Linked DNA regions of Homo sapiens: region 2 is linked to region 1. The links are chromatin contacts, found by Hi-C in ENCODE. All regions are on one chromosome and are shown on one strand. The core of a region is the stretch at or near the end of the contact, and the rest is flanking DNA. Distances in the headings are between cores, read along the strand shown. Region 1 overlaps GRM7 (glutamate metabotropic receptor 7). Region 2 overlaps GRM7 (glutamate metabotropic receptor 7).

The links. A loop is a pair of places that touch in the nucleus more often than their neighbours do. Pooled maps may share reads with other maps.
Region 2: a loop to region 1 is called in a map of endothelial cell of umbilical vein, with 2.6 times the contacts of the local background. The contact joins two enhancer-like sites. A Hi-C loop is called at or near these places in 4 of 168 maps with a recorded cell type or tissue (endothelial cell of umbilical vein, esophagus muscularis mucosa, prostate gland and 1 more) and 5 of 50 pooled maps.

The regions. Positions count from the first base shown.
Region 1 is chr3:7,308,053-7,311,821 of GRCh38, forward strand. The region is part of intron 4 of GRM7 (glutamate metabotropic receptor 7); the gene reads left to right. Among named protein-coding and RNA genes, the nearest start is that of GRM7-AS1, 230 kb to the right of the region's middle. Within about 2 kb of position 1,804, at least 5 of the 41 ENCODE cell types and tissues checked have a DNase peak (open chromatin) inside an H3K27ac peak, as active enhancers do; they include endothelial cell of umbilical vein, where a contact is called at or near this core.
Region 2 is chr3:7,381,447-7,385,765 of GRCh38, forward strand. The region is part of intron 4 of GRM7 (glutamate metabotropic receptor 7); the gene reads left to right. Among named protein-coding and RNA genes, the nearest start is that of GRM7-AS1, 150 kb to the right of the region's middle. Within about 2 kb of position 1,350, at least 2 of the 41 ENCODE cell types and tissues checked have a DNase peak (open chromatin) inside an H3K27ac peak, as active enhancers do; they include endothelial cell of umbilical vein, where a contact is called at or near this core.

The DNA of each region.
Region 1 (3,769 bases), core at 554-3,053:
ATACAGGGAAATGAAGGAACAGGACACATTAGGGAAAATACAAATAATTCATTCTGCAGCACTGTCCTGCACTCCTGCCTTCTTAAAATCCTTCCAGTTCTTTAAGAATGTTCCTATTTACAAGACACTGGGGAGACCCTTTCCTCTTCTAGAGTACTAATCATTGCTACACTGTTTGGTTGATTGACTTCTATTTATTTTGGGGGTCTCAGATGTTAATTTTTCATGGGAGCCATCTGTGGCCATCTCACCCCAACCAAGTGTGGGTTAGAAACCCCTTCCATTCCTTCTATGGCATCCCACACATCTCCTACTGTTGGAACTACCTCTTTACTTGTCTCTGTCTAGAAATATCCCTATTATGCACCATCGTACCCCCAGCACATGGTTCTTTGCTGAAAGTTGTAGGTGCTCAAACACATTCTTAAGTGATTATGTGTCTGGAGGGATGGAGGAATCGCAGATCATATAAGGACATGGCACAAAATCAGTTTGAAAGTGGGCCAGAAGTTGCATTGCAAAGGGTCTTGAAAACTGTACTAAGGAGTTTGTTACTTTATGCTGAAAATCTGAAGAGCATCCGCATGTGTGAGATGTGATTGTGGTGGCATTGGAAGGTTTAGAAGTTCACTCAGGTGACTGTAAGGAGGGGTGAAGGGCAAGAGTTGGGTGAGATTCAAGGAAAACGAAGAACTTTCAGGGCTTCAACTGAGGTCCTCTCTTCCTAGGCTGTGGATGCCATGTAGACACAATGCACATATTCCATGGCCATTAACCCCTGATGCCTGATATTTTAGGGAACTTACTGGGTTATCTCAAAGGTTTAACAAATTATTGAGGTAAAATATTATTTTCATGTAGATATAGAAATATACAAATTTACAAAATCAGACAAAGAACAGCATCATGAACTAGCAAAGTAAAAATTAAGATTCCAAAGAATGAAATTGGAGAGCACTGTTTTAAAAACAATGTTAGAATGTGATGGAATAGCAAGAGTTCATATGAAATTTTCTAATCTCACCCAGAGAAGAGTGAAGATTTTTTGTGGCCATGTACAAAAATGCTGTGGCTTCCATCTAGCCATATTGCCTAGGTACATTTCTTATAAAGAACAATCAAGTTTTGTTCACTTTCGTAGCAGACAGAACATTAAGATAGCATCTATGCATTTACAGTGTCACTTCTATGAAAGTTAAAAAAGAAGAAATGCATTCAGTTATGCCAAAGCTTCTGAACAAAACTATGAAATAATCTAAGATAAAACTATAAATGGAGCAGAGCCTATGTGGGCAAGTAAGTTTTCCTGTCCTTCCCTACAGTCATTTGCTTGTTTTCTTGTTTGTTTCCTTTTATCTTTTTCCTGTTTTGCAGATGTTTCATATTGAATTATGCTGGGGTAGAATATTTTTCAAATATTCATGATACTGCTCCATTCCTATATCTTTGTGTTGTATAATGCTATACCCTCAGATGGAAGGGAAAAGCCAATCAGTAATCTACCTTTTTTTCCCTTTAGATCCATATCATGACTACGTTCAGCAAACATCTGGATTTTCGGCCGGCATTTTTCTGAGTATGCATTCAAAATAAGCAGAAATTGTGTTAGGCCAAAATGCTGGCAGATTTATTGCCTCTTTGAAAGTGGCCTTTCTCTTCTATCTGTACTTATTCTCCATTTGTGGAAAAAGGGAACTTTAGTGTTTCTTAGCCAAGGGTGTCATTTCCCCCCTTTCGATTTAATGATGAAAGGAGCCAGTTTCCTGGAGGGGTGGCTGTGGTCCCGCTGCCTGCCCAGTGTTTATGGGAAATCTGGGGAATGTCTCTAGAACTTGGCAGCACTCCTCCAGCTCCTGAGCCAAAACACTTCTGTAATTTTTAGTGTGTCTGCATTGTCTGATGAGCCAAGGAATCCCTGGCATTTCCTCACTCATGTGTTGCCCCATTAACTAGACTCTTAATAATCCTCTGCAGCCTCCAAGGAATCTGCAGAGTACTAATGGCCTACGTTGCCTTCAACTCTTCATCCTCCAAAGTGCTCTGCTTCTCTGAAAGGAGGCTGTCCTAGGCATCCTCTAATTATGGCCAACAAGGGTCATGGACCAGCATAATTTCATCTCTTCCATACTCATTAACATTAGGAAGCTAGTATAATGAAGGGTAGATTTTCAAAACTAACTATAATGACTCTCACAATTGGTGATGATTTTCAAATGGGACTGTAGAACAGCTTGGTTCATGAGTTAAATCTGCAATGTATGTAGGAATAGACAAAACATACTCTGGACCCAGCATTAAAGAGCTAGCTTTTTAAAAATAATAGTAATTTTTACTTATGATTTGAATGAATTCTTTATTTTTCCTAAAACTGGAAAGAACAAAGCTGTGAAGATCTGAACTAAAATATTCCTGGCTCCAATTTAGATATGCCCTACTTTAGCTTCTCTTGATTACCTGCAATGGTCTACCTGTGTCACAGGGTTTCTCTAGGTGAATGGGGAAAAAAAATGAGAAAGAAAATATTGCCTTGAACCACAATGCTGCTTCTAAGCAATGCGTATGTCTTTTGGCCCTATCACCTTGTTTGATAAGAGAGCAATGAGATACTGCATGATAAACCTGTACTCCTGCTATTTGTGGCAGAGTGGGTTTCTGTCACTTGCAACCCAGACTACTTGAAAAAATATAGTTGAGCCCAAACTACTTGAAAATATGGTTGAAAGCTTCTTCAGGGCCTTTTGTTCCACTTTTTATGGTTTCTGAGTTATACCCTATCCAAGTGCCATTTAGCCTACATCATTCCACTCTCTTTTTTCTCTCTTCCCTTATCCCTCTCGCATGAGATCTCTGCATTCTCTGAGCCCCATTATAAGTCTCATCTACCCTTCCATACTTTCCTTTCCTCATCACATCAGCCTTGTTCCACATCTCATCCCCTCAGGTGTGCTGTGTCTATTCCACTTTGAAGCATCTGTCACATATAATTAGTTATTCTTTGTATATATCAAGGTTATTAAGTAGGATCAAAATGATACATATATCCTTTATGAACAAGTTCTAGAGGTCAAGAATAAAATAGTAAAGAGAAAAATCTTTTTAAAAAAGATAGATTCAAATATACCTGGGAAATGTAGATGAACTATGCGGTCATTCTCCAGAAATCTAATTGAGAATTGAGAAGAGCTTTGAGAGACAACTTCTTCTACAGGAAGAATGATAAAATGAGCCAGATCCAGTAAATAAGTTTTCATTGTCAAAAGGAAAAGACAAACTTCCCTCTTCCAAGGCCAGCATCCACTGGACTCATAGGTGAAATCCCACAGGGAACAGGCAGGCAGACCATACATAAGAAAGGATCTCAGTCTGATAGGCTAAGCTACATAGTGGCAACAGATAGACTCTCAATGGACTAATGGAATGCATGAATATTTCTCACCCATGTAAAGTCTTCTGTGGTTCTAGGAGACTTCCCAGGGCATTTATCCTCCCTGTATTGTTCTGCAATCTGGGCCGTCTCAATCTTATGGCACTTGTGTTTCAATACATTTTTTTTTTTTTTGGGATGGAGTCTCGCTTTGTCACCCAAGCTGGAATGCAGTGGCGCAGTCTTGGCTTACTGCAACCTCTGCCTCCCGGGTTTAAGTGATTCTCCTGCCTCAGCCTCCCTGAGTAGCTGGGACTGCAGGCATGTGCTACCACACCTGGCTAATATTTGTATTTTTAGTAGAGACAGGGTTTCACCATGTTGGCCAGGCTGTTCTTGAATTCC
Region 2 (4,319 bases), core at 100-2,599, 73 kb after region 1:
CTATTCTTGGGGTTTATGGATCATTGGGGAGGCAAGCATTAAACATTTATACTAAGGTGTATATAAATATAAACTAAGTTTTCTAGAAAAAAGCAAAATATGATACATCAGTTGGTTCTATGAAAAGATGTATATCCAAAGAGCCGCCTGACCGTATTGAAGTATGGGATTAGTTGACCTCTATGAGCCTCCATTTCCTCATCTATACAGTGGGAATAATAATAGTGACTACACTATTGGTTTGTTGTGAACATTAAATGTGATAATGTAAATAACGTGCTTAGCAGAGTGCCTTGAAAATTGTAGGATCTCATTAATTTAAACATTTATTATTTTGGTTTTGATTATATCCTATCAATGTGATCTTAAAGTGATAATAATGGGAGAATCAATCATTTCTGAGTTGAAGGCACATTTAAGGTTACCTAGCTCAGGGTAAGTGGCCTTCATGTGTTAGGCAAACACTCTCACACACCACAGTGTTTTATGTGTGTGCATTTATTTCTAGGATGATGACCCATGGGTTACATAAAAATCATGTTTGTTTTATTTAAAGTCCATGACCCAAAATGAGTTAAGTCACTATCAAATGCTGTACCAGATAAAAAAAACCAACAGCCATTCATCAATAATATTTTATGAAATTCTTTATAATGATCCTTCTTTTCTCTCTGTCTCTAAAAAAAATTCTGCTTACCTTATGGCTTTTTTATTGGATCTTTTGGTGGATTTAGAGTCTTCTTACTATGAGTGAAAGCTGTTTATTTCTGTACCAAGTTGATGATAATTATCAGGTAATCTTATGAGCTTTGATTGCCTTTAGATTATCAGAGATTTTCCATGTATATAGGCCTATTAAATGGGAAGCATGAAGATTTTGTATCTTCATTTCTATTCCATGTCTCTTGTTACTTTTTCTTCTTTTGTTTTGATAGAGAAGCTCTTCATCATTGTGCAGAACAGGGCTGCGATGGTGTGTATCTTGGCTTTATTCCTGAAATTTACTGGGAATGCTCCTCAAACCATCAGAGTTTTATTACAGCAAGTAACAAAACCCATTTCTGACTCATTATGGGAATGTAAACTCTGCAAGGCATAAATGTTCATGTTTTGTTCCCTCATGTTTGAGTTCACTCTGAATAATAACTGGAACACTGAAGACACTTCATAAAAGCTTGTTGAATAAAAAGGGAAAACAATAGAATACATAGGAAGAGTAAGGATTGAAAGGAAAAAAATAAAGTAGTCTGATAGTGTGTTTATATATCTTGTTTAATTAGTTGAGATATGGGTAACCTAAAACAACATTTGAAGAAAGTTGGGCAAACTGCCCTCTTAGTTATATTAAGGAAGCAGACCTTGGAGATGGCAGAAATTAATGAGTCTGAATGCCAAACTACATTGCACAATCTCAGTAGGCTCTGGACTTTGGAACAGATCATTTACATCTCATTTCACACATACTTTGCTTAATACACTGGAGGCTGTACCCTTGCTATCCACAGACTGTGACTTCAAGGAGAGGAAATTGAGATTTTTTTCAACCGTACCAAGTGGGCCATGTGTTTGTATTGATTTTTCTCGTGCTCCTTAGCGAGTGATCCTGAATATCCTTACAACCCAGATCCACACTCTAGCCCCCACATCCAAATTTCAGAGTGAAGCTGTTGGGTGTCAAGACATTGATCCTGCAGGAAATATCGTATTCTCTTCTTTTTCATAGGTTCTCATGGAAAATGATTTAAGATGTTTAATTTAGATACAATAAATATCTGGATCCCTACAATTGCTGTTGCAGTTTCTTACACCTAAGAAGTGCTCAGACTATTGAGTGGGTACCTGTGTTTCATCTTTGTTTCTGGCTTTTAGGTTTATAGAACTGTGGTATCTGAAAGGAGATAATGAAAGTGGGGATGGACATAAAGATGGTTTATGGAGGGATAGAAATTAAGCTTTGTGATCCAAACAGATATTTAAAAATGAAACTTGTAGAGCAGTTTCATGTTATTAGGAAATAATACCTTGTATACATAGCCATGCCAAAAAATGACACAAAATCAGTTCTGTTTATATACATACTTCTCTATTGAATTATTACAGAGTAATATTTACCTATCAGATAAGATGCCCTAAAGACTAACAAACTTTAGTATATAACATTGAGATACACCATTAAGAGGCCCTTCAAAGGAAATGTCATAGATTCCACCCCCGCAACAGTCCACTTAAACTAATCTTCTGGCTTTCCCTGCTACACTGGAAGGCAAGGATATAAAAACAGAAACATCTGCATTCAAGTCATTCAAATATTAAGCCAAGGAAATATATAAAAATTGATCCATACCACCCTGGGGTATATGAAATCTATCTAAAGTTATTTTAATTAACGTTAATGTTTACTTTTTTACGTAGAACTATAATTTTCCTTGTCCCTCTTCAGCTTCGTGGAGTTTACCTTTTTAACCTAAGTATATTTAAAATTCTCACTAGGTAGAAACAAGCCATCTAAGTCATCTGGACCCTACTCTAAGGGTAAAATGAAATTTTAATGACATTTTAGGCCAAAAATAAATAATACATGTATTTATTTCTTTATTTAGGAGACAGAGTCCCACTCTCTTGGCCAGGCTGGAGTGCAGTGGCGCAATTTTGGCTCACCACAACCTCCACCTCCCGGGTTCAAGCGATTCTCGTGCCTCAGCCTCCTGAGTAGCTGGGACAGTAGGCACACGCCACTGTGCCTGGCTAATTTTTACATTTTTAGTAGAGACAGGGTTTCGCCATGTCAGCCAGGCTGGTCTCAAACTCCTGACCTCTGGTGACCTGCCCACCTTGACCCCCCAAAGTGCTGGGATTACAGGCATGAGGTACTGCACCTGGCCGAATAATACATTTGTATCAATTTTTGGAGTAATATAAATTAAATATTTGGATAATTGAAAAAACATCCACCAACATTTGGAATCTTTTAATTGTTGAAGTTTGTGCCAATGCTGTCCAATAGAAATATAATCCAATAATACATACAAATTAGTATTTTCTAGTAGCCATATTTTAAAAAGGTAAAAATAAATAGGTGAAATTAAGTTTATAATATATTTTATTTAACCCAATGTATCCCAAATATCATCTCAACATATAATCAAATAACATTATGAATGAGATACTTTACATTCTTTTTTTCATACTAAGTCTTCAAAATCTTGGATGTCTTCTACATTTAGAGCACCTTAAGTTGATCAAGACACGTTTCAGTTGTTCAACAGCCACACGGGGCTGGTGGCTATCAAGTCGAATACAGCAGGTGTACACACAGTCACAAATCAGTTTAGCTCTACCTGGCTACAGAGAGATTGGGGAGCTTTTACAAGGGCATCTATCAGCTTTGCCTGATCAAAAAAACTGGCCACACTTCCCCTCTCTCTTTCCTCCAAAAAGTGACAGAAACTTAAGAAATGTGCTATGGAGATCAAATATCTTACAAATACATTTTAAACAATAGATGTAATACTGGAAAAAAGATAACAATTTTACTTTCCTTTGTAAACTGCCTTTAAATGAAACATATTTCATGTGAAAAACTCCAAATAATATCCAGTGTTCACATTTTCCCTTAGGGCTAAAGAAAGAAATTAAAGCCTCCTTTTAAAATGTGCGAACAATAACTTGATAAGCCTTTCTCATCAAAATAAGGGAAAATGCATTTCCGGGAGATTAAGTCATTATATTTGACAATATAGAATGTGACTTATTTCTCTTAATATAATTTATATTTATTTAAAGGAGTATTTTAGACATATTGATAAAAAAGCACTTATTTGTGGAATCTTATTTCTATATGGATTTTTTTTTTTTTTTTTTTTTTTTTTTTTAAGACAGAGTCTCGCTCTGTCGCACAGGCTGGAGTGCAGTGGCGTGATCTTGGCTCACTGCAAGCTCTGCCTCCTCGGTTCACGCCATTCTCCTGCCTCAGCCTCTTGAGTAGCTGGGATTACAGGCGCTCACCACCACACCCAGCTAATTTTTTGTATTGCTAGTAGAGACAGGGTTTCACCATGTTATGCAGGATGGTCTCGATCTCCTGACCTCGTGATCCACGCACCTCGGCCTCCGAAAGTGCTGGGATTACAGGTGTGAGCCACTGCACCCGGCCCCTCTATGTGGATTTTTAAATACAGAAGTATCAAAGCAATAGATTTAACTTGTATAAATTAAATTATATGTACTTGGCAAAGTGGAATATAGAAAAATAAGTAGTAACTTTAACATATTTTGAGAATACTCTTCCATGTGTACACAAATGCATTGCAAGACATGAA